Regions from separate parts of the Mus musculus genome. Here regions 1 and 2 are each linked to region 3. A link is a loop called in an ENCODE intact Hi-C map of the cell type or tissue named here. Cell type or tissue: heart. All regions are shown on one strand.

Region 1 (8,000 bases), 740 kb before region 3:
AGGGCAGTGTTGGCGCATGCCTTTAATCCCAGCACTTGGGAGGCAGAGGCAGGCAGGCAGATTTCTGAGTTCGAGACTAGCCTGGTCTACAAAGTGAGTTCCAGGACAGCCAGGGCTATACAGAGAAACCCTGTCTCAAAAAAAAAAAAAAAAAAAAAGGAAGAAGAAGAAGAAGAAGAAGAAGAAGAAGAAGAAGAAGAAGAAGAAGAAGAAGAAGAAGAAGACGACAAAAGGATGTCTAAGGAAAAGGGTTGACTTGTGGGCATGCTTTCCATCCATGGTCACTTTTGTTTTGGGCTTGTGTCCTCACACCGTGCCATGGTGGGATCACATGATACAGGAGGTCAGGCTGCCTCACGCCAGCCTGGAAACAAGAAGGAGAGAGCACAGGGTCCTAATAGTATCTGCAAGGGCATGTGCCCAGTGACCTAACCTCCTGCCCAACCCCTTATAACTTACACCTCCATTCCACAGTGCCACAGGTTTGGGACATAGCATTTAAACCTGATTCTTAAAATGACAGCAGCTAGAACAGAGGTTGGTAGGAAAGGAAGGGAAGTTATAGATTAAATCCTCAAGCCTCTGACAGCTTTGTTCCTCTGCTTTTGGCAAGTAGCGATGACACAGAGATGCTACCTCTGTAGCAGTATCTAGATCACATGCCACCAACCACAGAAGCTGCTGTCCATGGTGCCCTTAGAAAGACCCATTAACCTCACTTTCATGTAGCCTACATCTGGCTTCTGTTTATAACCAGAGTACAGAGGAGGAAGGCCTCTCTAGTGCAGGATATTGACCCCAGGATCTAAATGTAGAAGTCATGTGGGGTGATTTTGCATGTGTCCCTTCCTGATGCCACTTGGAATGGTGTAGGGCTCTCAGCATGGAACATTTTCAGGCTCCTCTTGTGTATGCAACACACACACACACACACACACACACACACACACACACACACACACACACCATCCACTCTAGATAGCTTGCTTCCAGCAGATGACTAAGCAGGGGGCAGCCATGAGATCCAGTAGCAGCTCTTTATGGGAGCCAGTGTGGAAATGTCATGTATCCAGGACACTGTTTTCAGGCACAACAGTTCTGGTGTGGGCCAATGCTGTTTACTGCCAAGCCCACTTAGAACTCTCAGAGTTTTCCCTGCCAGGGCCTCCATCTCTTCAAATTCCTAGAGGAAGCCATTGGTGAGGCATGACAGACTTTGAGCACTAGATGGCACTAAAGGTCCGTGGAACTTTTTTTGGGGCAGCTTTGAGATCTTTAATTCTGCCTTTAGAGGTGAAGAATCCTTGCCAAAGAGAAGAGACCTCGACCATAAATTCCACACGCAGTAGCAGGTTCATAATGCACCGGAGTGACTGCATGCAGTATTTTTTCTCCCTGAGAAATAAAATTTCTCTTTCAATGGAGAAGGTTGTTCCTTTACATCTAACACGAGCTAATGTTAAATCTCTCTCTTAAGTAGCAGAGGATGATGGAGCCTTTAATGTGTGCACTGACCAAGACACAGGGCTGCGTCTGCAGTGAAACGCAGACTGATACCTTCAGGGACCGAGAAGGAGTAAGTCATATATTCTGCAGAGAGAGGGCTGTTTCTCCTCTTAATCATGGACATTTGACTTGTCAAAAAAATGTTTTCTCATTGATTGCCCGAGACAGAATGTACAGGCTAGAAAGACAAGCTTCCCAAAAACCTCCTTCACTTGGAAGAGATGTTAAGGGAAAACTAGTGACTAATATCTTTCATTTAAAACACATTTGCCTGTTGGACAGTGTGACAATAATGTGTTGGTGGGACAGAGATACATTTATTTTTATTTTGATTCTGCTTCTTAACTTCCCCTTGGTATTACCTGAGAAGCAGGACTCATGAACATTAAAATAAGTGCTAAAACGAGCCAACCTATAATACAAGCATCCAGGAGTCAGAGGCAAGAGGACTAGGAAATCAAAGCCCTTTCTGGCTACATTTTGAGATTGAGGACAGCCTGGACTGTATCATACACACACACATACACACACATACACACACACACACACACATACCCCAAAAAAAGAAAAAAAAAAGAAAAGAAAGAAAAGAAAAAAGAAATGGAACATTATCAGAAAAATCTATGTGTGCGTGTATGTATATGTATATGTATATGCATATGTATATGATGTATATGTATATGATGTATATGATGTATATGATGTATATGTATATGATGTATATGTATATGATGTATATGATGTATATGATGTATATGTGTGTATATATATATATATATGTATATATATGTATATATATATATATATATATATATATATTGCCATTCATTCCTCTACCTCCCAGTTTATTTCCATTATCAATCCTTTTATTAGTAGTGGCATACAACAAAATCACTGAAACTTCCTGATTATGATGTTCTTTTTGGCACCTTATTGGCGAACTCTTTGTTTATCAATTGCAAAATGTGAGACGAGGAAAATAGAAAAGCCTGTAACAGACCAGCTAACATACCTACACTTAATTTGCGGCTGAGTTACGGCTCCTTTGACATGTCTGCGGTGGTGGCTCACAGCTGAATCCTCACTGATTGCTTGGCACAGAAGCGGAAGGGCAGGTGTCCTGCATGTCACCTCCACTCTGCCATGCCCAGCTCTTGGCATGCCGACTGTGATGGAGTGGGGTCAGTGCCTGCCTGACGAGTGAGTGGCATGCGCCTGGCTGCCGGCCTGACATGGCGAGAACATGCTCATTTCCACATTGTGGAGGTGTGGGATTGTGAAGCCTGCTTGTTCCACGCGGATGCTTCCGGTACAGAGAGAGGCTCCCAATAGTTGTGACTTGAACAACTAGGATAACCAGCATCATACTTCATTCTCCAAATGGGGACAAATTGGGAGCTTTTCAAAGAAATCAAGGCAAGATTTTCAAAGAAGAATGTGTCAAGACATTTGTGTGTGTGTGTGTGTGGTGTACTTGTGTGTTTGTGCACATGTGTGTGTATGTGTGGAGGCCAGAGGTCAGTATCATTGGTGTTCTGATGTTCTTCACCTTACCTCTTGAGACATGGTTTCTCACTTAACTTGGAGCTTACCACCTGGCTCAGTTGGCTGGCCAGGAAGCCCTGGGGTCCTTCTGCCTATCTGTATCCTAGCACCAGGATCATAGGCACGTGCGTCACACCTCATACTTTTTAGGTATGTTCTAGCTATCCAGACTCAGGTCCTTGTGTTGGTCCAGCAAGCAGTTTACCCACGAGACACGTCTCCAGCTTGTGGCAAGTTACTTCTAATACTTTTTAATTTTTACTTCTGTTTTATGTGTATAAGTTGCTGTATCCTAGCATGGCTCCTGGGACTTGAACCTGGACAGCGAGGGAATGAAGGAAAAGCAGACATCTGGACACACAGGAAAGCAGGGACCAGGTGGACTGAGACCTCTGTTAGAGAGATCACCACACCTTAGAAGCTTAACATGTTTATTATAGAGAGTTGAATAGAGAGGTGAGGTTACTGCATACAGAAGAACAAGAAGCAGGTCACCCTGTATAGATGAACATGGAGGCTAGATCTGTGGTCTACAACTGGATCAAGGAGACAGGTGTAGCTAGCCTGGGAAGGAGTGGTCTCTGAGGAGAACAGTCTAGGCCATAACACAGGGAGAGAGCCATGCTGGCTGGACGTTGTATGCACACACTGTCAATATGAGCACTTGGTCCCTCATGGAAGGCTTTGCAGTCCTTCTGAGCCCAAGATTGTGACGTCCTTAACATGGCTGTGTCCACTTACAGAGGACTTCACTAACTCTGGGTGTTCACTGCTCTTAAACAATGAGCATTTTGTCTCCATGTATGTACTGGAGGAGGTCAGAGGAGGCCATGAGATGCCTGGAAATAGAGTGTCTGTGAACTGTCAGGTAGGTCTGGGAACAAAACACTAATCTTCTCTGAGGGTAGCAAGTGCTCCTACCTTCTCAGCCCATTTCTTCTTTTCTCCTCCTCCTCCCCCTCCTTTTTCTTCTTCTTCCCCTTCTTCCTCTTTCTCCTCTTCTTCTTCCTTTTTTTCCTCTTTATCTTCCTATTCCTCTTCTCCTTTGTTTTTTTTTTTTTTTTTTTTTTTTTTTGGAGACAGGGTTTCTCTGCATAGCCCTGGCTGTCTGAAACTCACTTTATAGACCAGGCTGACCTTGAACTCAGAGATCCATCTGCCTCTGCCTCTCAAGTGCTGGGACTAAAGGTGTGAGCTACCATGGCTGGCTTTCAGCCCATTTCCCAATACCTGGCCTTTATTACTGTGTTATCTCAAGGAGGAAGCAGTTACTTTGCTAATATTCTTGCTTGCCAGACTTTGATGGTATTTTTACCAGTTTCCATAATATTAAGTAGTGATTCCACATTTAGATCATTTACAAAAGGGATGTCAGTACGTCCTGGCATGCCTTCCTGTTTAGAGTCTGAGGTACACTGAGCAGCAACTCTCAATCAGGTAAGAGCAGTGTTTCCTCTTCATTTCCAGAAATAGAATTTACAGGAAGCAGGTGATTCATCCGGTCCAGGATGTGTCTCTCTACCCGCACCGCCCCCTCGTCTCATCCCGCCCCGCCCCCTTCAGCCCAGGGAACAAGTGTCTGCTTCTTCTAAAGGAGATAGATAAATGGATTCAGGTCTGTGGGAGATGTTTCTGCCTCTCCAGGCTGTATCCCTACTTGGTGAAGAGAGACCTAAAGTCAAGGCCGAGGGAGGAACTCTTTGCTTCCAGTAGGGGTGATGGTTGGCCTCTAGTTCTTTTCCCAGCCTAAACAACGATATCTCTGGAGCTTTCTCGTGGTCACTAACTCCCTCCCTGTTGTCCTTCCTTTCTTCTCTTCCCTCCTTTGCACTTGGGATTGAACCCAGGGTCTTCCTCATCATAGCCAGGCACTCTACTACAGACACATTAGGCGTACCGCCGTCCTACCTTTCTGTGCTAACTGCCCACTCGGGTCAGAGTGTGAGCATGCAGTTGCAGCACAGACTTTGACCTGGGCCCTAACAGCTTCTCCAAAGATAGTTCTGGGGCTAGTAAGATGGCCACCAACCGAGTCTGACAACCCGAGTTCAATCCCTGGAACCTACATGGTGGAAAGAACATGTCTACATGTGGGACATGGCAAGCGAATGTGCTGTGTACACACACACACACACACACACACACACACACACACACACACACACACACACACACACACACACAGACACACACAGACACAGAGAGTGCAAAAACAAAGATAGCTCTGTATATATTCTTACCTGAAACCCCTCACCACAGTTCCCCCTCTTTTTTTATGTCGATGGAAATACTGCAAGTCCAGGTCCAGGCACCTTAGAGAGGTCTTGTTTCGAAATGAAAACTAAGTAGAAGAGAGTGAAGGAACGGGTCTGGAACTGGCTCTCGGTAACTCTACGAGAGGGGGTCTGACATCCTAGAGCATTGGGTTTTGGTCACTCATTAGACAATGAGGCCTGAAGGGTCTCTTCTGTTCCCCATCCCTCGGGGAGCAACAAGTGTCAGGGAGTGAGTTCTAAATGGGAAGTGTTCTCTGCAAAGTTCTGTGTATCCCGGAGGTTCATCCGCATCTTCCTCCCTTCAGCTGACCTGATAATGAAGCCTTATTATGGTTCCACACAGGATGCATAAGTCCCTTCTCCAGCCCCCAATCCCTTCTGGAGACACTGCTACAGACTTGAGGATTGTCAGTAAGTCTGTAGATGGAGCAGCTCATTCCAAACAGCATCAGATCCAGTGGTTGGTGGTAAATGGGGAACTGTGATTCTGTGCAGAAAGCAGCCGGCCTGCTGAGGAGCTGCCCCAATACAAGCTGTGTGAGGGCAAATAAGGAGAGACCAGGCAACTGTGAAAAAGGATGCTGCTATTTCCCGATGCCCAAGGGGAAATCCGGTCAGCATTTAATCACTAAGGGAGTAAGAGGAGTGGAGAGTAAATAAATGCAAATGAGAGTGATAAGAAACTCTCTCTCTCTCTCTCTCTCTCTCTCTCTCTCTCTCTCTCTCTCTGTCTCTGTGTGTATGGTGTGAATGAGGTGTGTTTGTGTATACATACGTATATAGTGCAAAGGGTGTCATGTACTTATGGCTTGTAGTGTGTTTAGGGCAATGCGTGGTATGATAATTGGTGTGCAGTTGTGCTATATGGTGTTCATTATCTTGTGTGTTTGTGACATACATCTGTTTTCTGTTGCTGTGTGTGTTGGGTATGCATTTATGAATTAGTGTGTGATGTATGGCACACATCGTGTGTTTATGGTATGTAGCATGTGGTTTGTGCTGTATTGTGTACATGGTGTGTATATGTGTCTCTGTGTCTAGAGATGGGGAAAGGTGTCGTCAGGTGGTTAGACATGGAAGTGGCTCGTCACAAGTTGATGGAGGTGAGAGCTGATGAATTGTGAAGGGTGAAGCAGCTTGTTTCTTTCAGAACAGACTTCTCACCACTAAAGAACATACACGGAGCAATGAAAGACAAAGCTAAGATGTGTGCCACCACACATAAAACATGCCACACACCATAAACACACAATGCACATACCATACACCATACCCTGTATCATACTACATACTACATACCACATACTGCGTTCTATACACACATAAAAGATACTGTATACCATACACTACACATACAACACACTATACATCACATGACCCGCATTACACAATGTGAATATACATTGTATACCACACACAGCAGAACAAGAAAGAGGGGGGTAAGGAGTCAACTTTCAAAACAGGTATGTTTTAGCCTGATCTGGTGGTATAGGCCTGCCATTCTAGCTCCTCTGGAGGCCTTTGAGTGTCTAGTGTTGCTGGATGGGGGTGGGGCACAAAGGGTGGCTGGGGGAAAGGTGTGGAGATCACACTGGGTCAACTCAAGGGAACAGGCCAATTCCTCTTTATGGTCGGCATTGTTGGTGACCAGAGGTGACGCACAATAATAGCTTGCTGCTGGAGCCAGTCAAGCTTCTTGTGTATGGAGTCCTGGCATCTCCTTGCCACCCTGCCCTGTCTCAGTGACAGCTTCTCCATCCAGCCTGTGGGGATTTTCTTAAAACTTATGGGTGTTTGCATATAGTAGAATTTTCCTGCTTTGAATATTAGGCAGGAAAAAAAAAGCAGAGTCCTTATACCTACTTCTTGTCCTGTTGTGTGTAGCTCCCACCAGGGTGCTGGTTCAGGGCTTTATAAGTCCAATTAGCAAGATAAGCATTGACTAAGAACTCTCAGCATCCCAATAGGAAAAATTTAGGAGTGCACATTCTTTAGAACAGTCCAATGCCCACGTTTCCCGTGTCTCCTATTGTTGTTTTAGTGGCATGCAAATAGAGCACCAGTCATGATGGTCCTGTTGACAGAAAGGAAGGGACTCTTCTGCATCTAGACTTTTCCACTTTCCCCATCTTCACAGCTCTCTGCATTCTCAGCTGTCACTGGTGTCCAGATCTCGGGGGAGAAGAGTGGAACTGTGTGAATGCTGCCCAGATGATTCTGATAGTGATAGTGACTTCACCCCTCTTCTCACCACTTACTGTTCATTGTCAGTGTGAGTGACTGTAGAATCACCCGAGACATACCTCTGAGCATGTCCGTGAGAGTGTTTCCAGAGAAGAGTAAGAGGGAAGATCCACCCTAAAAAGTGGGTGTCAGGGGCTGGAGAGATGGCTTTGTGGTTAAGAGCACTGACTACTCCAGAGGTCATGAGTTCAAATCCCAGCAACCACATGGTGGCCCACAACCACCTGTAATGAGATCTGATGCCCTCTTCTGGTGTGTCTGAAGATAGCTACAGTGTAGTTATATATAATAAATAGGCTGGAACAAGTGGGGCGGAAGTGGGTGGTGGTGGTGGGGCAGGGAGTGGGTGTCATCATCCCCTAGGCAGAAGTTCTGCACTGAATACAAAGGGGGAAATGAAGGTCCAATGAGCAAAGACTCCCTGTCCTC
Region 2 (8,000 bases), 790 kb before region 3:
CAGCTGCTTTTCCTCTGCCCTCGATGCAACTGACTCCCAATGACGCGTGAGGGACCCTTTATACAAGTCTGTAAAATGCTTGAAGAAGCTTCCTGACTCAAAGACCTTGTGCGGCACTAGGCCCTGTTATCACTTGTTTGGAAGTTTGTGTTTTGTTACTAAACAGTCTCCCCCGGTGACACTCGGATCGGCATGGTTTATCATAAGTGTGGCCGTACGTGGCTTCTCGTATCTCCATTGCTGGCCTGTGGAGAGTCTGAGCCTTCCTGACTTTCCAGATCAGAACAAAAGCAACCATAAAAGTGCAATGAAAACAGTCACGGAGGCAGGGGGTTTGGAGTATTCATTTCCCCGACCAACAGCGAGGAGCCTAACGTCCTAATCCATCAGATCTTGCAGACAAAAGCCATAAATCTTTTTTTTGTTGGTTCCACATATTGGCACCGTGACAAGTTCATATTATATACTCGGTCTAGAATCTCTCTTGCAACCTCACCACATCCCAGCAAGTTCACAAAGAGGACCGAGGCACACAGCCCCGGAATGCAGGCGGGTCGTTTATTTATGTGCACACCTTGTTCTGAGTCTGCCGATACCAGAGGCCTTGGCAGAAGAACTTCATAAAATGTAATGTTAAGTGACATCTGTGACACGGAGCGCTTCTTTTTCCATTTCCTGCTTCCTTAATGGATCCCTACAGAGGGTGGGGAGCAGAACCCACTTCTGCGGATGATCCGATTACTGCACTCTCTCCAGGCTCATCAAAAATTCTCTTGCTGTGGAGGGAAATGTCATTTCGAAAAGATGACACGGATAGATGTCTGTACCGACACTTACCCACCATTTCCCTTGACCCCCACATCATTCGGGTCCCTTCCCAACATCCAGAAGTCTCCCGAGGCTCCTTAAGGACCCGAGGAAGGAGGTAGGGGGACATAATAGCAACTTCTTGCACTTAGCATCATCGCTCAGGAAATTCCGAAGCACTTGCCCCTGTGAGTGTCCTCCATCGTTCTGATAAAAACCCTGAGAAGTGCTTGGGCTGATGGTGATTCTCTCTGTAAATCTTGATCAGGGTGGACACATACATTACGGGAAGAGAGAGCCTCTGTACATTTGGAGTTTCTATGTGGGGACTCGCTCAGTCTTTTCTCCTGCTCCTCAGTCTTCGTTTGTCTTCCCTCCATGCACCCCCCTTTCCTCCTCACATTTCTCCTTTATGCCTGCATTGCTTTGAAGAAACACAAATTGTTTGAAAGCTGGTTATTTTGATCCCTTACTTTGCTGGCAGGCGACTTTGACTCTCAAATGTGTGACTATGTGGTCTTTGAAGTGTGTTGTTTTTTTGGGTGTGTGTGTCTCCATTACAAACCCTCAGGTTTGGACATATTCATGCCCAGACTTATTACAAGTTGAGTGGAGGCAGGAACTGAAGGAAGGGCCACCTGATTCTCTCAGGAAGGTTGCCTCTCTTCCCTTCTTTCCCTTCAACCCTTGAACCAGGTCAGGGGCTTCTCTTTGCTGCTCTCATGATCTTTTTTTTTTCTTTTTAAAGATTTATTTATTATTATATGTAAGTGCACTGTATCTGTCTTCAGACACGCCCGAAGAGGGCATCAGATCCCATTATAGATGGTTGTGAGCCACCGTGTGGTTGCTGGGATTTGAACTCAGGACCTCTGGAAGAGCATTCAGTGCTCTTAACCACTGAGCCATCTCTCCAGCCCTGCTCTCATGATCTTATGCACATTTTCATCGTTGCATTGACCATTAAATCACTGGCTGTCTCTGCTGCTTGTCATTGCTGGGTGATTCTTAGTCATTGGTGGAGCTCAATGGGAAGACTAAACATTAGTGTCCCCAGGGTAGTGCAATGCTAAGATTAGAACCACTCTGTTATAATGATGTCTAACTTAGTAATAGTTTGTTTACTCCATTTCTTGGTTTATTAGCTTGAACAGATAAGAACCAACATTGGTGAGGAATTCCCTAGTGGAAGTTCTTTGATTTAAAAAAAAAAATCACTGAATGCGGGTTGGGGTTTGTGACTCTGAGGTCAAGCGTTTGACTAAAATGAGAGAGAAGCCATCCTCAGCTCTCATGGGGGGTGGGTTGGGGATCAATAATCAGTGAAGGCAGTTTGAGTACCTGCCTCGGTCTTTCAGAGAGAAGACACTGGAAGGCAAATGGTTAATCAATACAAGATAAATCAGTGGGTTTAGGAAGTAATGACTGTTTTTTCTGTCTTTTTTAATGGTAGAATCTCTGCTCTTCCTCCCCCTTCATCCCCTTTTCCCTCCCCCCCACCTCTTTTTTGAGACAGGGTCTCATTGCGCAGACTTGGCTGGTCTGGCGCTTGCTATGTGGACCAGGTTGACCTTGAACTCATAGAGATCCATCTGCCTCTGCCATCCTTGTGCCTGGCCAGAAGGCCCCCCCCCCCCCAGCGCTTTAATTATGGCTTCTAGGACAGAGAGAAGGAATGGAGGTAGGAAGTGAAGGGTCTGCACATGTGTTGCATGTTGCTGATGTTGGGATAGATATTTATATGCATGGCTGGACAAACTCACATTTAATTTTATGAAGAACATACAACACACAACAAGGAAACAAGCTTCGTGATCAAGTCACAAGTGGAACTCAAGCCAGGGTGGCAGATTCCTTTCAAATTTAAGGCTCTTGCTCACTAAAATGATGTTTCTCTTACAAACTTTCTGGACAATTTGGTGTAAAGGAAGGGTGTCCATCTTTTTTGACATTGTGACATGGCATACATCCTTACGAAGATGTTGGCCCCTGTTCCTAGTCATCATAGGTGCACGTAGTTGGAGGACTGCAGGCTGAACATATGTGCTCATCAGAAAACTCTGGCCCTGGCCTTGGTCCTGGCCCTGTTCTGCGTCTTCTCTGTGCTTTCTGAGCACAGAGCCTTCAAATACCCAGAGCGGTGAGAGAAAAATGTCATATTTAACTTAATGTGACAAAGGGAATATAATTTGATGATATTTCTAATGTTATTTATTGTTATTTTTAAAACATCTGATAATGTGATTTTCCCACCCAATGCAGATTTCTAATGAGTTTTTGGAAAATGAATCAAGCTACTTATTTTATGAGGTGGGGGAGAGGGGAGAGAGGAGAGGGGAGAGGGGAGAGGGGAGAGAAGACAAGAGGGAGGAGAGGGGGAAGGGGAGGGGAGGGGGAGAGGGAGGGGAGGGGGAGAGGGAGGGGAGGGGGAGAGGGAGGGGAGAGGGAGAGTGGGGAGGGGGGAGGGGAAAGGGGAGAGGGGAGGGAGAGAGGAGAGTGGGGAGGGGGGAGGGGAAAGGGGAGAGGGGAGGGAGAGAGGAGAGGGGGGAGAGGGGGAGGGGAAGGAGGGAGGGAGGGGGAGAGGAGACTTATGCTATGTGTACTAATAACAATCATGATCAATTAGCCTTTCTCTTATTTATTCATTTATTTATTTATTTATATTTATTTGGTTTTTTGAGACAGGGTTTCTCTGAAAAGTCCTGGCTGTCCTGGAACTCACTTTGTAGATCAGGCTGGCCTTGAACTCAGAAATCCGCCTGCCTCTGCCTCCTGAGTGCTGGGATTAAAGGCGTACTCCACCGTGTGAGGGGATGTGGGCTTGAGTGTGGAAGCCAGCGAAGCTGGTTTGTTCCTTTCAGTGTGGAATCTCGAGGCATGCAGGGTGAACACTTTGACCCACTGACCCATCTCACCATCACTTCTTTGTTTTAAGATTTGGGGTTTTAGAGTGAAATTTGTTAACTTTCACTTTTTTTTTTTTTGGCCTTGAGGTTCATTTATTCATTATCTATCTATCTATCTATCTATCTATCTATCTATCTATCTATCTATCTATCTATCGATACTACACATACACCTTTCTGAACTCCTGCATTGTTAAAAATGAGGAGGAGTTGGGAGAAGGGAGAAGTGCCACCCGAATATATTGTATGAGAACAAACCACCGGGAAACTTGAGTTTGTCCTTAAAAGCCAAGGCCTCTCCCGGGTGCAGACTAGCATGTATCTTCAAGTCTGGGGTTAGAGCTTTTCTTTTTGGGACATGCTCCTCCCATTGGAGCCTGGTGCTTTTGACCTGGACCCACCCCATTGTGAGGGCTGACGGGTATCGTTCTGTAAGACACAGACTTGCTGATTTCCTTCAGAATGGAGCATGCCCTCAAATGTCCATGCGTGGCTTCCTTCCCTTATCTTTTTGACTTGGAAGGACAGACAGGGATGGCTGTCAGCTAGTCTTTGATGTGGGGGACAATGACTAATAAAAACATTGAAATCATCTTCTCCTCCTATTTCACTTGACTCCCGGTGTCTGTCGCAGACCCTGCCTGATTGACAGAATATTACCCAGATAACCCCCTTCTTAAGTGGCGGCGAGGCAGCAGCGGGCAGTTTTTCATTTAGAGTCTATCAGCTGAGAATTGATAAAGTCATCATGGAACAACTGTAGTTTGACCCCGACCTGACAAAAGAGATCGAAAATGTCTTGGATAGAGAGAATCACGGGGCTGGCTCCATCCCTGCCTGGGAAAAAGCGTTGGAGTGGGCCAAGGGCTAACACCCAGGCACTCCACGAGTATGTTTAATAACTGAGAAGTAAATAATGAAAGGGATGTCAATAAACAATCGCGATTTAATAAATTATTCATTTTAACAATCCTACCAGTGTTTGCCCAGGGATGTAGTGTTTTTTTCTCCATCTGCGGTATTGGTCTGAACCTGCCTGGTTGCGGAGCTGTTCACCATCGTTGACAGCAGGGGGCACTCACGTCACGCCAGAAACATGCCAAACTCGTGGTTTATGTAGGAGGGAAAGATGGAGCAGATAGAAAAGCTTCAAAAGGAGGTGGAGGGGAATATAGAAAATGAGTGGAGAGATACTGAAATGAAAAAAAAAAAATTTCCGCAGGCAGATCAAATTCACCCTTGCACCGAAGCAAAGCGTAAAGAAATAAATAGAAAACAGTCACTCTATATTTTGCTGGTTAAAATAACTTATTTATTTGAAACTCATAAGATGACAGATTTGGAGCAGTCAGGGCAAGGGCAAAAGAGATATTCGAAATTTAACAGATTTATTTCCATCTCGAAAATTCCACTGTGATTTTTTTTCAGGAAAGACTCCCAGATCACAACTGATTCTCTTGGGCTGATGTGAAACACGCACACAAAAAAATGATTAAAAAAAGCAAACTTCCAAACAACCCCCAAACAGCTGTTGAGGGGCTATAGACTGTGTGTTCTTCTTCTTCTCCTTAGAGGCAAGGTCTCACTGTGGAGTCCGGGATCGTCTGGAGTGTTGGGCTCACAGGTTTCCGCGCCTTTGTCCAGCTGCCGAAGCCTTTGGAACAAAGCCCCACCACAGTTTAAGGCTAAGTTTTCTCGGAAATGAACTCCTAGGGTCAGTTCGCCTCCGTGTGTGCTTTCTTTTCTCATGGACTGTGTGACAGTCCCCACTTTATGAAACTGTCCCATGTGAGGCCACGCTGCTTTTACACATTGAAGAAAGGCCGTCGTGGTCCCCGGGATATTTACTGTGAACCCAAGGCACAGAAGAATGTGTTCTCGATCGATGGCCATGCAGATGCTAAAGCGAGTGGTATTTATTTATAATAATGCGTGAGGCGGCCCGCAGGGAAATGTCATCTTGTTTGTAATCAATCTCGGTGTGAGGCTCCTGCTGCAGCACAATCAGGCTCTGCATTAAGTGACAAATTGGCTTCTTCTCCTCATTCGGACTGTCATTTCTCTTCAGTGGGGATACATCATCTCTGTTACAAGGCCTCGGAGCTTGTACCACACACAGATACACATGCATATGCAGGCCCTGCCAACGTACTCGGGATAAAAGCCTCCAGCGATAGCGGGTATGACAGGAAACAGGAAAATGAGAAGGGCCCCCTGTGCTCACCGTGTCTTGCCGCCTGGTGATGTCATTGTATCCCGTGAAGGCGTGTCACTGTTAGGGATTGAACTGTCTCTCAAAACCTGTGCGTTGAAGCTCTAACTGCCAATGCAACAGCATTTTTTTAAAAAATGATTTATGTGAATAGGTGTGAGGGCGTCAGATCCCTGGAAGTGGAGTTACAGACAGTTGTCAGCTTCCATGTGGTTGCTGGGAATTGAACCTTGGTCCTCTGGATTGAAAGCAGACAGTGCTTTTAATTACCGAGACATCTCTCCAGTCCACAAAGTTTACTGCCCCCTCCCCGCCTTTTTTTCCTGAGATAGAGTTTCTCTATGTAGCTATGGCTGCCTTGGACTCACAAAGATGCCTGCCTCTGTCTCCTGAGTGCTGGGATTCACAGTGTGGGCCAACACTGCCTGGCTGCCACGGTGATAGTATTTAACAACAGGCTCAGGCTTGAGTGTACCATGATAGAAAAATTGAGACTCTATAGGCTTAATCTCTAGCTATGCCTTCATCCCTAAATAGGCCATTTAGGGGGTAATTAAGGTTAGATGAAGGCCCAGGAATGGCACCCTAATCCAGCTCAGCTGGTCCTCTTAGTACCCCTCTTTTGGAGTCTTTGAATCAGGGATTTACTCAGTAGCCCACATTGGCTTGGAACTCACTAGACCCAGGCTGCTCTTGAATCCATTATGTGGCCTAGACTCGTCTTAGACTCATGGTCTTCCTGACCTGTATTATGGGCATCATGTCCAGCCCTCCATAGGCCATTATCCAGTTTTCTTTTTTTCTAAAACAAACCTGGCTGTCCCGGAACTTGCTCTGTGGACCAGGCTGGCCTCGACCTCAGAGATCCACCTGCTTTTGCCTCCTGGGCCGGGATTAAAGGCACGCGCTTCCATCACCTGGAGACACACAACTGCTATTTGCTGCTGCTATTCTAAAGTGAGGAAGGGATGCTAGATGTGAATAAGGATTTTCCTCTCTGAGTATGAAGGTAGCCACCTGCTCAGAAGAGACTTTGGACTTTTAAATAATGTTGAGACGATGATAGACGATTGGGACTTTGCAAGTTGGACTGAACTCAGTTTTGCATTATGATAAGACTATAAGCCTTTGGGGGGCAGGGGGGTGAATAAGAATGGCTTCCCTTAGAGTCATATAATTGGATGCTTAGTCATCAGGGAATGGCACCAGTTAGAATGATTAGGAGGTGTGGCCTTGTTGGGGAACACACCAACAGGAGTAGGTGTAGCCTTGCTGGAGGAAATGTGTCACTGGGGGTGGGCTTTGAGATTTCAAAAGATCAAGACAGGCCTCTTGTTTCTCTGTCTTCCTGCTGCCCACAGATCCAGCTGTAGACCTCTCAGCTGCTTCTCCAGCATCATGTCTGCTTGCATGCTGCCATGTTCCCTGACATGATAAGAATGGACTAACCAACTGTAAGCCAGCCTTGGTTTCCTTTATCAGAGTCGCCGTGGTCATGGTGTGTCTTCACCGCAATAGAACATTGACTAAGGCAGACTCAAACTTGCTTTCTTTTACATAGGAGGATGAAGGGGCTGGCTCCAAGCTGGGGAGCTGGCATTTTGATGTTGGACTTCAATTTACTAGAGCTGGGAAAGAGATTTCTGCTCTTTCAGTTTCTCAGTCTGTTGGGTTTTGAAATTTAATTTAAAAAATATTTTGTATCTCTCTCTCTCTCTCTCTCTCTCTCTCTCTCTCTCTCTCTCTCTCTCTCCCTCTCTCTCTCTCTCTGTATGTGAGTACATGTGCACATGCCATGGTGCACATCTGGAGGTCAGAGGGTAACTTGTAGGAACCAGTTCTCCCCGTCTCCCACGTTGGTTCTGGGGCTAGAACTCAGGTTGCCAGGCTCGGAGGCATGCACATTTGCTCGCTAAACCATCTTATTGCTCCCAGGCAATGGATTTTGTGTGTGTGTGTGTGTGTGTGTGTGTGTGTGTGTGTGTGTGTGTGTGTGTGTGAGAGAGAGAGAGAGAGAGAGAGAGAGAGAGAGAGAGAGAGAGAGAGAGAATCTAAGCAGACAGAAGCAAAATCAG
Region 3 (8,000 bases):
TCTTCAGATGCTTCTCTGCCATTCGGTATTGAAGGACTCCCTTTTAAAAAGCTGTCGGTGCGGTGGGTGGATTCATAGTGGAAAGGCGTGCGGTCCTCAGGTCAACAGCATCAGGATCACATAGGTGCCCAGAAGTGATGCTGATCCCATTAAATCAGAAACCCAGGGAGGGGCTAGGTGGCCCGTGCTTTATTTAACAAGCCTTCCAGGTGATTGTGAGGATGGTGTGGCAGTAACAGTTGTGGTGTAAAGAACGGGATAGACCAGCCAGGCGTGGTGGCGCACGCCTTTAATCCCAGCACTCAGGAGGCAGAGGCAGGCAGATTTCTGAGTTCAAGGCCAGCCTGGTCTACAAAGTGAGTTCCAGGACAGCCAGGGCTAAACCCTGTCTCGAAAAACCCAAGTGATACAGAATGCCTCCTCCCCCCTCCCCCCGGAATCTCATTAAGTTGCAAGGGTACTCTGTTCTGATAAAATGTTCCTCCATGTGCCAACAAAGCCCTCAGTTATGGCTGGTGTGGCGACATCCATCCCTGCAGCTAGTCTTCTGTATGCTTTGGTAGCAGAGAATGCGGGATGACCCACATGTGATGTCTTTGTGTCTTTCAGAACCATCCCCCTTGCAATCTGCATCTCCATGGCTATCATCACAGTGGGCTACGTACTGACAAACGTGGCCTATTTTACCACCATCAGTGCGGAGGAGCTGCTGCAGTCCAGCGCCGTGGCGGTGGTAAGTCTGCAGTCCAGCGCTATGGCGCTGCTCTGGTGGTGGTCTACATTACAGTCGTGACTCTTTGAATTCGGGTTAATGAGCTGGTACAGTTTGATCGTGGTTTCTTCCAGGAGAAAGGGTTTTGAAGTTGGTAATCTTTTCTTGGCCTGAATGATAATATTTTAAAGATTTAGAGCACACCTTACTTTAGTATGTGTCATAACATACAGCTAACCTCTGCCAAAACCTCTGTTTTCCTTGGTATTTTCTTTTAAATCCCCTAAAAAGCATTTTTATATAAAGCTGCCTAAAACTCCATCAAGGCTGTCTTACAGAGAGGGAATATCTTCCCAACATGTTTCTAAGGACAGGTGGAGTTGCTGAATGCAAATCGGTGCAAGTTTTAGTGTGCAAAGTATTACCCACTCTTCTCATTTCTGGTTAGAAACTTTTCAAATGTCCACTTGAATCCTCTCCCCAAAGTATCATTCTAGGAATTTCAGGAGGACCATGACTATTGATCTATTTGTAGCATGACCTCGGAACAGCAACGTTGGGGTGTTTATAAATTTGGGAACAGCTAGGCAATTAAATGTTAAAGAGGTGTTCCTATAATACTTGAAGATGCCAGTGTGCATTGTAACTCCTAAGAGCTACGTGCATATAATTCCAAAGCATTTCCACAAATTTATTTGACACCAGGACTATATTTGTTTCCAAAGACCATGTCATGAGACTGCTTTTTCTGAAACACATACTTGTGTTTGTTCAGATTTTTTTTTCTGATATATCTTTTTTTTATTGGTTATTTTATTTATTTACATTTCAAAAGTTGTCTCCCTTCCTGGTCTCTCTCCACAACGCCCCCATCCCATTCCCCCTCCCCTTTGTCTCTATGAGTGTGCTCTTCCACCCACACACTCACTCCCCGCTCACCCATCAGAGCAACAACTGGAGTAAAATGTTAATATGGGTTTGTTCAGAATTTTAACTCGAAAGAATTCACTCATTAACTCAAAGCCAGGAAGGGTGAAAACTTAACAACATGCAGTGACACTCCCATCCACCAAGGGGCAGTTCCTTTTCACATGGTATCACTTCCTATCAGCAACACCCACAGGGAACGGTTAACTCCTGTCCTGTGAACCAGTGTCTGAGGGCTTTGTCCACTGCAGTGCTGTCAGGCAGTGAAATGGACAAAGCTTCCGGTGTCTGGTCGGTTGCCTCACGTTTCTAGGCAAAGGGCAGCACTAATTTGTGGAAAGCATAATGGGGTCTGCTAATTGCATAACACCAGCTGCATCAAGGACAATGAAAAAAAAATCTTATATTAACAACAACAACAACAACAAACAGCATCCTTTATACAAATGTGCAAGACTACCCCCATGACAGCCTAGGAGGAAAGCTTAGAACTTTGTCTACCATTTATTTCATTTATTTATAGTTTCTGTCGCTTGTCAGGATTGGAATTTTGTTCTAGCCTTTTACAGGAAACCCTGGAAGGAAATGATGGCCTCCTAGGGTGGGGGAGGGCTGACTCCATAAACAGGTTCAGCTGGTAGGGCTTACCCGGTAAAGAACCTCCAGAGTGGCTCACTCCTGTGATGAAATGGTCAACTTGTCTATTGTTTTGATTTATCCTCCCGAACTGAGGTTGGTATGTGAAACAAGTACCCGAAACACTCGCCAGTGTGTATCTATACCTCTTCATACAAAGGTGGCTTTCTGGGATTGTGCAGAACAATTTCTGTCTCTAAATGTAGAATTTCCGAACTGAGCCCCTTCCTCTTATCGGAGGCGATAGTTGATAAAGAGTCAGTAAACGGATCGTTGCTTTGGAGGGACAGAGAAGGCGACTGCTTAGACCTTTGCCCACAGGTCTGAGACAAGGAATGCCGTGGTACCCGCTGCTGGTGATTGTCTTGTGGAGTCAGTTTGACCCTAACGAAAAAGAAGGATTATAAAACATTCACGTAGCACCAGGCTAATAGAAAGTCAAAGAGCAAGTTTGGCCTAAATTGTTTCATTTTATTCCACTTTCGGGGAAAGCATTAATTTGTTCCGTTCTTTCCTTCCTCAGACCTTCTCTGAGCGGCTGCTGGGAAAATTCTCATTAGCAGTCCCGATCTTTGTTGCCCTCTCCTGCTTCGGCTCCATGAACGGTGGTGTGTTCGCTGTCTCCAGGTGAGGGAGTTCATGTATTTTCAGAAACACATTTTTGTTTTAGAGATTGGATGTGATAAGGATAACTTTTAAAGAGAAAAGCAATAGTTCCTCCGAACCTGTTGTTTTTAAAGGGATATGCGAGTTCCTCGTAGATTCCAGTGAAGCAGGTTTCATTCTGTCCAGTAGAGGGCGCTGCGTGTCTACACATAGCCCACTCTGAGCCAGGCATGCTGCATTTTTAAAAAGAGTGAGTCTACAGGGTCTTATAACGGCCTTTATTTCTAGCGATAAAGTCTTTTGTTTTCCTGAAGGTGCCACGAAAAAGAGTAAAATTGAAAGCAGAAATCACCACTCCACCATCGGTAACCATTTTTTTTCCTTAGTTAGATGGCACAAAAAAATCTTTTTTTTTTTTTTTTTTTTTTTGGTCTATGTTACAGTTTAAATTAGAGAAATGTTAACACAACATGCATGTACATGTGTGTACCTGTGCACTGAATGAGTGCTAGCTTGGACTGACACTAGCAATCTAGCACTGAATTTGCCAGCAGCTACTCAAGTATAGGGAGAACTCCACTCAGTGCAATATTGCTATTGTTTTTCCTCGGAGTGATATAAGATATTTCCCAGACACTGTATGTCCTGAAAAGAGACTTATGATGAAATCTGCCCTTTGTTTCCAAAGCACAACTCAAATGACCAGATAAGAAATGTCAAGATGCCTAGCATGAGGAAGATTCGTCCATATTGCTTCGGGGATTTAAGAATGTTACCCATTTGAATGATTGATTCTATAGTCAACTTCACCGTTTTTCTCCCCGCAGGTTATTCTACGTCGCATCTCGAGAAGGGCACCTTCCGGAAATCCTCTCTATGATTCATGTCCACAAGCACACTCCTCTGCCAGCTGTTATTGTTTTGGTAATGCATATTAACAAGTAATGTAGATACAACCTCACAAAACGGTTAGGAAGGAGGGAATAAACCTGACATCCCGATTCACCACTCAGTTGGTGCTCCATGTATCATTTTCTGGGAGGCCAGAGATGTTGCAATGGCTTGCTTCCATGGCGTGCTTTTGATGTGTATTGGATGCCCTGGGATATGACCCACCTTAGTTCCGTTTCACCTTTGCAGAAATTTGTAAGGTGTGAAGGGAAATGAAGGCTGTGGTTTCTCTCCTTGGCCGAGAACCTCAAAGGAAAGAAAAAGAAAAACCCACAAGGTTACAATCTAAACTCCAGACTCAGAGTTCAGCTGAAAGCAGACTGTGCAAAAATTATCCATTGTCTCCTCCTGGCTCCTGCCATACAACGTAATTCAAAGCATAGATGATAAAACACCAAGCAGAGAAATGGTTCTCCAAGAGTAACTGAGACCTGTGAGAGCAAACCTTAGAAGAAAGAAAACCCCTAAATGCAAACTGTGGAATTCTCTAGGATGGGGACAATATTTGTGAAATGTGGGATACAAAAGGTGTAAGAGCCCTCAAATACCCATCAGCAATGCTATAGTCATCCCCCCCCCCTCTGATTTTAGTAACATTTTTTTTTCTTAACCAGAATCTGCTGTCAAGGGGACCCTGGATTTTTTTTTTCCTTCTCCATGCATTTAATTTCTTTCAGAATGTTTCCTTGAAATTTCTTTTGTGCACTCTGTGCACAGTCTGGAAGCTAACGTCACTTGTGGGAACAGGATGTATTATTCCATGAAGACGGCTTGCGTGTGACGCCTCTGCTATCGTTCATGCTGTCCTTGGCTTTTATCAGCTGCAGAGTCCTGCTCTGATGTTCTTCTTCTCTATGTTTATTCTTTCCTGGTCTTGAGGGTCACATGCAGTCAGCACAAGGGGAGAACTGACCTGGAGTAGGAAGAGGTCAATGCTGTGCGTTCAGGAGCTAAGAGATTCACCGTTACATGGTCGTTGCCTGTGTGTGGGTCCCAAGAGCACTTCATAAATCACTTCAGAGCTTTCTTAGAGTTCCCCAGTTATCTACATTTAATATTTATGATTGGAAATTTTCTAATTGATTCTGCATGATTTTGAGTGATTGGATTTTTTTTTCTTTTTTATTCTTTGAAAACATAGTGTCTCAAGTAAGGTGTACCTATACACGCTGCTAGTCTTGCAAGCACGAGAACTTGAGTTTAGTCCCTCAGAACCAATAGTGGCATAGTAACTTGCATTCATAATCCCAGTGCTTGGTAGGCAGAGACAGGAGGCTCCCCAGAGTTCACTGGCCAGTCAGCCTAGCCTGCATGGCCAATCTAGGCCAATGAGAGACCCTGTCTCCCAAGGTAGAAATTGTCTTCTGGCTTCCACATGCATTTACAAATATCCCTGCATTTATACACATGTGCACCTGTGTCGAGATGGACAGACACCGTTCCACACAAAAGCAAAACAACATAAAATACGTTGTCTCCTTTCCAAGGAAAAGGGAACCGACAAAGGAACGAAACAGCAAATTCTTACAAAATTCTGGCTGAAATGGGGCTCCTGACAGCATCCTCCAAAGGAGGCTTTGTTGCAGCATAAGAACAGAATATGGAAAAGAAGTTTGTGGGATCCAGGCTTTGGTCAGGATGGTAGCATTATGAGTAACTAATGGATGGGACTTACAGTGTGAAGTGAGGCTATTGACTGTTGTTACCTGTTCCCTCTTAGTCCCTTTGCTTACGTTGTCTCTCCTCCTTCTCCACCCCAGCATCCTCTGACGATGGTGATGCTCTTCTCCGGAGACCTCTATAGTCTTCTAAATTTCCTCAGTTTTGCCAGGTGGCTTTTTATGGGGCTGGCAGTCGCAGGACTGATTTATCTTCGATACAAACGCCCAGATATGCATCGTCCTTTCAAGGTAACCTCGGCCATCTTGATGGGTTTACATAAATCTCTCTCCTAACACCTAGGCCTCCTTTTGTCATAACTTGATGATGGGCATGGGCAGGTTGGGTAGGGTAGGGGCCTGCGGAATATGATATTTAACTCTTGCTGGGGGAACCTCCTCTGTTGCACTTCACTTGGGGAAATGACATGCGTGTTTAGGTATGATAGAGTGAACTTGTCACAGATTTTATCTGTGGAGAGCAGACAGTGTTAAAAGATACTTTTCACATTGGGTTTTCATGCATGGCTTGGGTAAGTCCAGAGCATGGCATACCCCTGTCTTCGTACTAACTGATTGCGAACAGCTGGGCTGTGAAAGAAAGAGAATTTCATTAGTTAAAACTCGGCCAAGAGTGCTGCTTTACAGACTAGGTATTTGAGTCCTTGTTGTAACTTGTTAACATTGTGGTGTTTTTTTCTGCTATATACTCTAAAGCAGCAACTCTTCACAAGTGGGTTGCGGCCCCTTGGGGTTCAAATGACCCTTTCACAGGGTTGCTTAAGACCACTGACAACACTGATATTTACATTATGATTGATGATGGTATAAAAATTACAGTTACAAAGTAGCAATGAAAATAATTTATGGTTGGGGGGTGTCACCACATATGAAACTGTATTAAAAGGTTGTAGCATTAGGAAGGTTGAGATACCAAAGGGAAAGCTCACCACAGAGTAGATAACCAGTTCCTCTACCTGGCGCTTTCCTTTGGCAGGGCTGGAGAGCAGCCTTGTCATCCATCGGTCTCAGACGTCCGTGGGTCGGTGTGATCTCACTATTTATTTGCTTTTAAGACTTAGCACAGATAATGCTGCCAGTCATGTTATCAGGATTTGACTCTAATTGTATCGGTTGCCACATGCTCGCAGCATCTTTATTAGCTGTTGACTAGGAGTTGGCCCGTTTCATTCCCATTCGGGTCTTATTGTGACTCTCAACAGGAAATCAATATTCACTGAAAGGTTTTAACATGTAGCAAAGCCACTGGCGCTCTTGACTCCGTGGGTTCTAATTGTGATTATCAAAGAACCAATCTCCTAAGATGAAAAATGTAAATCATGTTGATACTTTCCTAGAAAAGAAATTTGAATAGACCATCCGCTAGGAAACAAAATTTCTTAGCTCAAGACTTGGTTCACATGTTCTAAAACAAGTTAAGAAATTATACTGACCTGCTCTGCGATGACCCGGTCATGTGACTGACGCCCTCTACCCCGGTGGACTGCGCAGGCGTGAAGCTGTTTTCTTTTGGTTGTGTTTCAGGTGCCTCTCTTCATCCCGGCACTATTTTCCTTCACCTGCCTCTTCATGGTTGTCCTCTCTCTTTACTCGGACCCATTCAGCACCGGGGTCGGTTTTCTTATCACCTTGACTGGGGTCCCTGCATATTATCTCTTCATTGTATGGGACAAGAAACCCAAGTGGTTCAGACGATTATCAGGTAAGTCTTTTAAGCATCTTGGCCCCGGCTAGATACTGTGTTGTAGAAAACCCATAAAGCTGTACATGGCTAATATGCATCTCTTAGAGAATAAAGCTACTAGTGGCACAACGGTCAGTTAAACTAAATGACTGCATTGTAACTGCAGCATGAAGAGAGAGACAGGAAAGGCATGCAGAGTGCAGCCCTTCTGGGTATTTCATTCTGGTGGTCGTCGTCACTGGAGTTTTAGAGAAAGAATAGCTTCTTTAGGTAGAAGTTTTTCAGTGCTGCCCACTGCTTTTCTGAATCCCTTAGTGACATCATGATTGTGTTCTTTGGTTGAACAAAGTCTAGTGGCTATGCTAGCATTAAGTTGACCAATGATGTAAGGTTTGTTGGGGAGTGAGGTGGAAGGTAGCAAATGTCTTAAACATCATGGCTCTAATACTACCTCGTTAGGAAGAGGTTTTCAGTAACAACAACGACGACAACAACAACAACAACCACCACCACCACCAAGCCAAGAGTAGCAGCTTTCTTGTGTGGTTTCTCTATGTTTGCACATGTGTGAGCATATTCTCCCAACAACCATTTACGTAGTAGAAGCCATTGTCCATATTGCACATTTGCTGAACATCAAAATTCTGCATATGTAGCAGAGGATGGTCTCATTGGACATCAATGGGAGAAGAGGCCCTTGGTCCTATGAAGGCTCGATGCCCCAGCATAAGCAGGAGTGGGTACGTGGGTGGGGGAACACCCTCATAGAAACACGGGGGTGGGGGTGGGATAGGGGGTTTTGGGA

Evidence for each region. A loop is a pair of places that touch in the nucleus more often than their neighbours do. Peaks named below come from ENCODE experiments on the same cell type or tissue, not always from the same donor. Only the 100,000 strongest peaks of a DNase experiment are listed, where the experiment ranks them.
Region 1: a loop joins it to region 3, with 4 times the contacts of the local background. A loop is called at or near these places in 12 of 42 quality-filtered maps.
Region 2: a loop joins it to region 3, with 10 times the contacts of the local background. A loop is called at or near these places in 5 of 42 quality-filtered maps.

Annotation. Positions count from the first base shown.
Region 1 is chr3:51,115,416-51,123,415 of GRCm38, reverse strand. No RefSeq gene overlaps it. Among named protein-coding and RNA genes, the nearest start is that of Gm35891, 9.5 kb to the left of the region's middle. In heart, a CTCF peak has its summit at 1,218 (motif pointing right); DNase peaks (open chromatin) are centred at 1,085 and 4,565.
Region 2 is chr3:51,167,204-51,175,203 of GRCm38, reverse strand. No RefSeq gene overlaps it. Among named protein-coding and RNA genes, the nearest start is that of Gm35891, 42 kb to the right of the region's middle. In heart, no CTCF peak of the experiment used is centred here; a DNase peak (open chromatin) is centred at 4,793.
Region 3 is chr3:50,376,777-50,384,776 of GRCm38, reverse strand. Slc7a11 (solute carrier family 7 (cationic amino acid transporter, y+ system), member 11) reads left to right here. Exons shown (of 12, transcript NM_011990.2): 7 at 610-733; 8 at 2,799-2,902; 9 at 3,709-3,805; 10 at 5,593-5,742; 11 at 7,036-7,213. Among named protein-coding and RNA genes, the nearest start is that of Slc7a11, 63 kb to the left of the region's middle. In heart, a CTCF peak has its summit at 3,061 (motif pointing right); no DNase peak of the experiment used is centred here; H3K4me3 peaks cover 1,037 bases; H3K27ac peaks cover 707 bases.